Regions from separate parts of the Homo sapiens genome. Here regions 1 and 3 are each linked to region 2. Evidence: chromatin contacts called from ENCODE Hi-C or POLR2A ChIA-PET data. All regions are on one chromosome and are shown on one strand. Each heading gives the region's core, a stretch centred on a gene start or an enhancer-like site at or near the end of the contact. The rest is flanking DNA. Distances are from core to core; before and after follow the strand shown. Region 1 overlaps LOC105374903 (a long non-coding RNA gene). Region 2 overlaps RREB1 (ras responsive element binding protein 1). Region 3 has its middle 29 kb from the start of LINC03055.

Region 1 (2,700 bases), core at 101-2,600, 360 kb before region 2:
ATAATTATCAAATTATAACATTAAAACCTAATTCTGAGGTGGGCGGATCATTTGAGGTCAGGAGTTTGAGACCAGCCTAACCAACATGGTGAAACCCCATCTCTACTAAAAATACAAAATAATTAGCGGGGCATGGTGGTGCATGCCTGTAGTCCCAGTTACTCAGGAGGCTGAGGCAGGAAAATCGCTTGCACCCAGGAGGCGGAGGTTGCAGTGAGCCGAGATCACGCCACTGCACTGCAGCCTAGGCGACAGAGTGAGACTCCATCTCAAACAAACAAAAAAAAACTTGTTCCACTTAGAGTTACCCTTTATCTTACTTTATATTCTCTAAGGTCACTGATATCTTTCCAGTCTTCCTGAAAATACAAGCAAATACTGACACAGATGCTATTTTCTTACACAAAATATAACCAGCTATATATACTCAATGCTTTTTGCTTTTGTCTCTTCACGGCATTTTCTGGAAAGCTTGCCAGGTCTGTGCACAGACAGCAGCCCTGCTCCTTTGCCCTGCTGTGTAGTATTCATGTGTGGGATGTTCACGGATTACCCAGTCCTCTAAAGACGACACTTGGGTTGCTTCCAGGCTTCTGCTCCTACAAGAGATGCTGCCGTGAATAACTGCTCACGTACATCCTTCCATACGTGTGCAGACGCCTCTGGAGGATCAGTTCCCAGAAGCACCACCCCACCTTTTATTGCTAGCAAACTGTTAATCACCCACTGACACCCATGGCTCAGAGAGCCAGACATGAGAAGAGGCATGTCCAGAGAGGCACAGGAAATGCAGCTGCATCTGCCTTCTTTACTCAACTGTGAGCATCTTAGGAGTCTGGACCCCTTCTTATCTAACTTTGTATCCCCATGAATAACTCAATAAATAAACAAATGAACAGATGGTATTCAAACTTAGGCTTCTTTAGAAACTGAGAAAGACAACCTCTAAGCAGAGAAGGCTACTCTTTCTCTAGGTACTGATTAGTGCTTACTGCTATGAAGTTTATGTTTCTACACAATCTAAGAACTCATAACCAGAACAGGGAAGTTATTGAGAACACAGAGCAAACCCCAGCGACCCATTTTTCTAGACACAGTTCATTCCTCAACCCCATGCCTTACAGCAGATTGTCTGAAGAAAATACCTTGGCTGCCTATGCATAAACTGCATTTTGACTACTCTTAACATGGTTTCTTTTTGTGTTCTGGGACATTAATGGAAGTCATCAAATGAAAACAAAATAAGGGGAAACATATTTGGTAAAACCCTATAGTTTTGGAGAGGCAGAGTATGAGGAAAACTCTTTAGTATGGAGAGGCAGAGTATGAGGAAATGAAAGTGTAAATGGTTTGCCAAGAGGTGCAGTGACTCACGCCTGTAATCCCAGCACTTTGGGAGGCCAAGGTGGGTGGATCACTTGAGGTCAGGAGTTCGAGATCAGCCTGGCCAACATGGTGAAACCTCGTCTCTACTAAAAACACAAAAATTAGCTTGGCACGGTGACAGGCGCATGTAATCCCAACAACTGGGAAGGCTGAGGTAGAAGAATCGCTTGAACCCAGGAGGCAGAGGTTGCAGTGAGCCAAGATTGTGCCACTGCACTCCAGCCTGGGCAATAGTGTGAAAGTCTGTTTTAAGAAAAAGAAAATGTGGATGGTGCCTACATGATGATCGTCGCTAACATGTATCAAATCTTTGCTATGTATAGACCACTGTTCTATGTCTTTAAATAAATATATTCTCTCATTTAATCTGCTCCTCCAAAAACAAAAAACAAAAAAACAAAAAAACCCAGCCAAACAAAAACTACACAGTTGTTACTATTATTATTCCCAGTTTCTCAGTTTGGAAACTGAAGCACAGAAATGTTAAGAAACTTGTCTAAAGACACACAGCACTTAGCAAGTAGTGGAGTTTGGATTTGAAGCCAAGCAATGCTGTTTCTTCTCGTGTGTGTGTGTGTGTGTGTGTGTGTGTGTGTGTGTGTGTATTTACTTTCCATGGTACATTAGGTAGAAATGGGTTCATTTGTAAGTTTCAGAAAAACCCAAAAATAACTATAGCTTGTCAGAAATGCAAGTTTGTAGCCAGGCACAGTGGCTCACGCTTGTAATCCCAGCACTTTGGGAGGCCAAGGTGGGCAGATCACAAGGTCAGAAGTTTGAGACCAGCCTGGCCAACACAGTGAAACCCCGTCTCTACTAAAAATACAAAAATTAGTTGGGCATGGTGGTGTGCGCCTGTAGTCCTAGCTACTTGGGAGGCTGAAGCAGGAGAATTGCTTGAGCCTGGGAGGCAGAGGTTGCAGTGAGCTGAGATCGTGACACTGCACTCCTGCCTGGGTGACAGAGTGAGACTCCATCTCAAAAAAAAAAAAATAAAAATAAAAAGAAATGCAAGTTTATATAGCTTTCACATAAATAGTAACGGTCAGCAGTCCAGGGTTGCAATACTGGCCAAGATCGTCAGGAACCCAGGCTTCTTATCAACACAGAGCTTCTACCTCATGGCCCAAAATGGCTACTGAGCTCCAGCTACCACATCCACATTCTAGCCCGCAGCAAGTAGGAAAGAGAAATAAGGACACACCCCCTCTCTTTAATACTACTTCCCAGAAGTTGAACATGATACTTCTGCTTTTAGTCCATTAGCCGTAGCTTTCCCCTTGACCATGCCTAGATCCAAGTGAGACCGAGGAA
Region 2 (2,711 bases), core at 167-2,666:
GAAGTAGTTTGAGATAAGGGGGGACACCACTGTGGATCAGAATGTTATTAGCTAATTTCAGACTTAATGACTACAGAATCGTGTTAGCCACATGCATAGACACTGTATGAAGGTTGGTGCCCATTGAGCTCCATTAATTTCCTTTGCTGGGCTTCACTCTCAGCTTCCAGGGATGTTCAGCATCACCACTGCTAAATCATGTTATATGGAGCACTTGGCTACATCCAGTGTCGTGTTAGAGCATTTTCCATTCACGGAGCATTAGAGCTGGAAGGAGCCTGGGAAGTCACCTGATGGCCCCTCAGCCCACAGACCTGATCTTTCTCCTGGTAGGCAGCTCTGCTGTCACTCAGAACCACATGGATCCTTGGCTCCCTAGGCTTCTGTGAGGCGCTGTCTCCAAAACTTTGAAAAAAGTCTTGAGTGTACACATGTTAAACATTGACTCTGCAGCCACCCTGCAAACAAAGGTGTTATTCGGAGAAGATGTTCTGTGGGGTATTTTTGTTTTTTCTAGTTTTTTGCTTTTGTACAGACAAGGTCTCACCATGTTACCCAGGCTGTTCTCGAACTCCTCAGCTTTGCAAAGTATTGGGATTTTAGGCGTGAGCCACGGTGCCTGGCCGTTTTGTGTTTTTGAGTACAGTGTTAAAATCTAGCTGAGTTCCAGCCAGAAGCATTGAGCAGCATCTGGTTTTGGACTGCATTTAAACAAACTGTCTACACCTTGAATGCTGGCCTCCTCCTACCCCCTCAGCAGATTACTGTACTGTCTCTACTTTGTCTCAAAACACGTGTTCTCCAGTCCTCCCAGTCCTCAAAGGGGCAGCAAGAAGCAGATCCGGTGTTCAGTGTCCAACGAGGGGTATACCTGCTGGCTGCTGGCAAGGAGCATGTGGCCTCAGCCTTTTCTTGCTCCCGGCTCAGGTTCCAGGAACTGTGTTTGATGAGGAAGCTGGCAGGGCTGTCATTTTTCATACCCCCTGGCACAGTCTCCACACACACCTGCCTTTCCTCCTTCCTTCCACTCCTCTCCAGCTCTCTCCCAGACCATACTTTCCTGCTGATGAGGACAGTTCCTGGTTCCTTACCTTTCTCTACCTAAACGCGCCACTCCATAGGAGACAAGAGTGCACTGTTCCTGCCTTTACCCCTCGGGAGCATCTCGTGTGTTTTTAGGCCACAGGTGGAGGAGAGGGTGCCAGGAAACACAGCCAGTCTGTTCTAGCCTCTGTCCTCATTTTCTTCCCCCTTCCCTTTGCTCCAGTTCCTTGTCCCACAGTGATGGGCTTGGGACTATGGGGTGTCCATTCCGGGCTTCCCTGGCTTGCTTACTTTCTCATGGGTGCTTTGAGCGCCTTTTTTGAGCCGGCTCAGGCTTTCCCCCCACACCCTTTCCTCCCTGCTTCTATCTGGCAGTGAGGGTCAGAGCTTCGGTCAGTGAGTCATCCAAACCTGGGTGTGGAAAGCACCTGGGACACCACTTGTATTTGGCTCCTTTTAGCTTTCTTAAAAGACAGCTTTGGCCGTTTGTACCCAGTCCTGTGTACACTTCTGCCAAATACAGAGAGAAAATACCAAAAGAAAGAAACCTGCCTGCAGGGGTGGAGGAGCAATGGAGAGAAGGCTGGGCTGCTCAGGCTGTCATCTTGTTACAAAAAGAAAAGCAACTGCAAGGTTTTCTATGCTAGTTAGACCCCACCTTTCTAACCCTGATTGTCTTTGAAAAATGAACAGAAATGTTTTCAGTTCTGTTTTTTTTTTTTTTTATCTTGGAGGCCAAGGCCCCAATCTCCTCATCAAACTATTCTCACTGTTCACTCTTCTCTTGCCCCAATGTCCTTCTTCGTTTCTTGACTGTTCTGGGAGAGTAAACACTGGCTAATTTTTTTTGTTTGTTTTTGGAGGTTTTTTTTTTTTTTTTTTTTTTTTTGAGACAAGCTCTCACCCTGTCACCCAAGCTAGAGTGCCTGTGTGCACCCTGGCTAGAGTACAGTGGCATGATCACAGCTCACTGCAGCCTTGAACTCCTGGCTGAGTTCAAGTGATCCTCCTGCCTCAGCTTCCCAAGTAGCTGGGACTACAAGTGCACATCACCATGCCTGGCTAATTTTTTTATTTTTTGAGACAAATTCTTGCTCTGTAGCTCAGGCTGGAGTGCAGTGGCGTGATCTTGGCTCACCACAACCTCTGCCTCCCGGGTTCAAGCGATTCTCCTGCCTCAGCCTCCAGAGTAGCTGGGATTACAGGTGCGCGCCACTGCACCCAACTAATTTTTTGTATTTTTAGTAGAGACAGGGTTTCACCACATTGGCCAGGCTGGTCTTGAACTCCCGATCTCAGGTAATCCACCAGCCTCGACCTCCCAAAGTGCTAGGATTACAGGTGTGAGCCTCCGTGCCGGCCTTTTTTTTTTATTATTATTTGTTATAGAGACAAGGTCTCACTGTGTTGCCCAAGTTGGTCTTAAACTCCTGGGCTCAAGCGATCCACCTCCGTTGGCCTCCCAAAGTGCTGGGATTATAGGCATGAGCCACTCTGCCCAGCTGGCTGATGGTTTAAGCGCTCGCGTTGGGGCTTGCAGAATGCTGTAGGTCCTGAGTGCGCAGGTAACTCACTGTGGTTACAGGTGCTTTTACAAATCCCCTTCTAAAGCAGTTATTCGTGGCAGCTACCAAATAAATAGAATCATTTGCTACTTTCTATATAGA
Region 3 (2,700 bases), core at 114-2,613, 380 kb before region 2:
TGGGAGAAAAAAGACCTCAGGACCAGAATTTAGTGAGATATTCTATAAACTCCAAATCCAACCATTTTCCATCCATTCATTCAACATATATTTATTGAGCTCCTCATGAGTGCCAGCCACCATCTAGGCATTGGAGATAGAGTGGTGAACAAGCCAACTAAGTCTCTGCTTCCATGGAACTTGTACGTTCTAGGGAAGGAGAGAAATCAGTAAACAAATGCATGTGTAAGACAATAGTCATCGAAGAGAATTTTAGGCAGGGATAAATACTACTAAGAAAACTAAGGCAGGCCAGTCATGGTGGTTCACACATGTAATCCCAGCACTTTGGCAGATCACTTGGCCCAGAAGTTCAAGACCAGCCTGGGCAACATAGTGAAACTCCGTCTCTACAAAAAAAATACAAAAATTAGCAAGTCTGGCTGGGTGCAGTGGCTCATGCCTGTAATCCTAGCACTTTGGGAGGCTGAGGTGGGTGGATCACCTGAGGTCAGGAGTTCAAGACCAGCCTGGCCAACATGGCAAAACCCCATCTCTACTAAAAATACAAAAATTAGCCGGGCATAGTGGCATGCGCCTGTAATCCCAGCTACTTGGGAGACTGAGGCAGGAGAATCGCTTGAACCCAGGAGGTGGAGGTTGCGGTGAGTGGAGATTGCACCACTACACTCCAGCCTGGGCAACAGAGTGAGACTCAGTCTCAAACAAAAACAAAAGCAAAAACAAAAACAAAAATTAGCCGGGCGTAGTGGCACGTGCCTATAGTCCCAGATACTCGGGAGGCTCAGATGGGAGAATCACTTGAACCCAGGGAGCAACAGAGTGAGACCCTTTCTCAAAAACGCAAACAACAACAACAAAAATTAGCCAGGTTTGGTGGCTTACACCTGTGGTCCCAGCTACCTGGGAGGCTGAGATGGGAGGATCAAGGATCAAGGAGGTTGAGGCTGCAGTGAGCCATGATTGCACTATTGAACTCCAGCCTGGGCAACAGAGCAAGACCTTGTCAAAAAGAAAAGGAAGAACGAAGGAAGAAACTAAGGCAGAATGGGAGATAGTGATGATGGGTGGGTGGGGTTGCATTCCACAGAGCTGTCAGATAATGGGAGGAAGGAGCTAGACATGGAGGGTCTGGGAAAAGCATCCCAGGATGAGGAACCAACAGAGATCCTGTGTCGCAGGACCAGGTTTGGAGGCTGCTGGCACCATGAGGACGTGAGGGCTGTAAGCTGGCAGAGCTCTTAGAGTGAGCATGCTGAGAGCTGTAGGTCATGGGTCGGAGCGTGGGTTCTATTCTACTGTGACAGGAAGTCATGCCGTGAGAGGATTTCCCCGCAGTGAAGTCAGGTGATTCGTGTCCTTAAATGCTGCCCGAGGACTTCTGAGTAGGTGGAGCCTAGGGAGGGAGAGCAGAGGCAAGGGGATCAGTCGAGCCCCGCTGGTGGGATGAGTCTGCCGGGACAAGGGGTGCTAGCTGTGGTCCTCGTCTGCCTTGTTCTCAGCTGTATCCTGGCCCCCAGATGAAGCCTGGCCACAGTGTACTTGGTAAATAGTGGTTGCAGGAATGACTGAAATCCTGGCCTGAGTGAGCTCACAACTTTCCATATGAGGCAAATAAGCAGATCTGTTGGTTATGACCCAGATACGTGGTGACCAGGGCAAACGTTTGTCAGAGGAGTGACGGGTGGGGGCTGGACTGTCTTCCCGGTACAGCTGTGGAGGAAAGCAGGCAGTGCAGCTGGGACATGCAGCCGCTGTCCCCTGGGGCTGGCGGAAGGGTGTGGAGTGACGGAGAGGGAGAGCTGCTGATCAGGGAGCTGGGCATCCCGTTGCAGCCTTACTGGGAAGCTTGCATCCCAGAGCCGACTTGCCTCACCTTTATTCAGGGATTCAGGCCCTTCCCCTCCCCCAAGGGCTTGCTTAATTCCCCTGGCTTCCTTGAGGCATACTCAGAAATTCCTTTCAGTTCCCCTTTCTGCTGGCTGTGCTTGAGGCAGGGATGGGCCAAATACCCTCCACGCCCTTGGTCCATCCAGAAGTACTGAGTCAACAGCCCTTTCCCAGAATCTACCTCCATCTCTTTCCACACCTGCAGCCGGACTGTTCCCAGGAATGAGGTGGGGCAGGACCTGAGAGCAAAGTGTGAGCTGGTGTGCAGAACCACCCGGAGGTGGAAGGAAGCTAGAATCTAGTGTAGGGTGCCTCTGACACTTGTCCCACACATAGATCTCCCAGGGATGACTGTGTGGGTCCGAGGTGGGATGGAAAACTTGCATTTCTTACAGGCTGCTGGGGATGCTGGTGCTGAGGCTTCCGATCACCCTGGAGGCACGGCTCTGTATGAAGGCAGGGTGAGGTTGGCAGAGGAGAGATAAATACAGTCACAATTTACTGAGTGCCAGACACCGGGCTAAGGGCATTATGTGAATAATCTCTTTTAATCCTCACCAGCCCTGTGAGTTGGCACCATTATTATGCCTATTTAACAGATGAGATTTAGAAAGACTGGTGAACTTGCTCAAGGTCACAGAGCTTGCAAGTGAGACTTGAACTCAATTGTCTGACTCCAGCAGTTGAACTATTAAGAGAAATTCCGAGAGGATAAATCTTGATCGTCTGACTATGATGTGTTGTAAGCAACAACTAGAGAAAAGATCAAGAAATGAAAAAAGATGCCCATACAGCCAACAAAGGGAAGGG

What was found. Hi-C counts contacts between places; a loop is a spot of excess contacts on that map. ChIA-PET counts read pairs that join two places held with the same protein, here RNA polymerase II (POLR2A). Pooled maps may share reads with other maps.
Region 1: a loop to region 2 is called in a pooled map, with 1.8 times the contacts of the local background. The contact joins two enhancer-like sites. A Hi-C loop is called at or near these places in 1 of 37 single-sample maps with no recorded cell type and 2 of 50 pooled maps. POLR2A ChIA-PET finds 5 or more read pairs at or near these places in 3 of 52 experiments (GM10248, T-cell and naive thymus-derived CD4-positive, alpha-beta T cell).
Region 3: a pooled map shows a loop between it and region 2 (2.3-fold over the local background). The contact joins two enhancer-like sites. A Hi-C loop is called at or near these places in 1 of 168 maps with a recorded cell type or tissue (A673) and 6 of 50 pooled maps. POLR2A ChIA-PET finds 5 or more read pairs at or near these places in 3 of 52 experiments (MCF 10A, T-cell and naive thymus-derived CD4-positive, alpha-beta T cell).

Annotation. Positions count from the first base shown.
Region 1 is chr6:6,878,366-6,881,065 of GRCh38, forward strand. All of the region lies in intron 1 of LOC105374903 (a long non-coding RNA gene), which reads right to left. Among named protein-coding and RNA genes, the nearest start is that of LINC03055, 6.0 kb to the right of the region's middle. Within about 2 kb of position 1,351, at least 4 of the 41 ENCODE cell types and tissues checked have a DNase peak (open chromatin) inside an H3K27ac peak, as active enhancers do.
Region 2 is chr6:7,234,980-7,237,690 of GRCh38, forward strand. The region is part of intron 10 of RREB1 (ras responsive element binding protein 1); the gene reads left to right. Among named protein-coding and RNA genes, the nearest start is that of SSR1, 77 kb to the right of the region's middle. RefSeq lists enhancers at 1,145-1,244, 1,525-1,624. Within about 2 kb of position 1,417, at least 14 of the 41 ENCODE cell types and tissues checked have a DNase peak (open chromatin) inside an H3K27ac peak, as active enhancers do.
Region 3 is chr6:6,855,373-6,858,072 of GRCh38, forward strand. No RefSeq gene overlaps it. Among named protein-coding and RNA genes, the nearest start is that of LINC03055, 29 kb to the right of the region's middle. RefSeq lists an enhancer at 1,284-2,483. Within about 2 kb of position 1,364, at least 21 of the 41 ENCODE cell types and tissues checked have a DNase peak (open chromatin) inside an H3K27ac peak, as active enhancers do.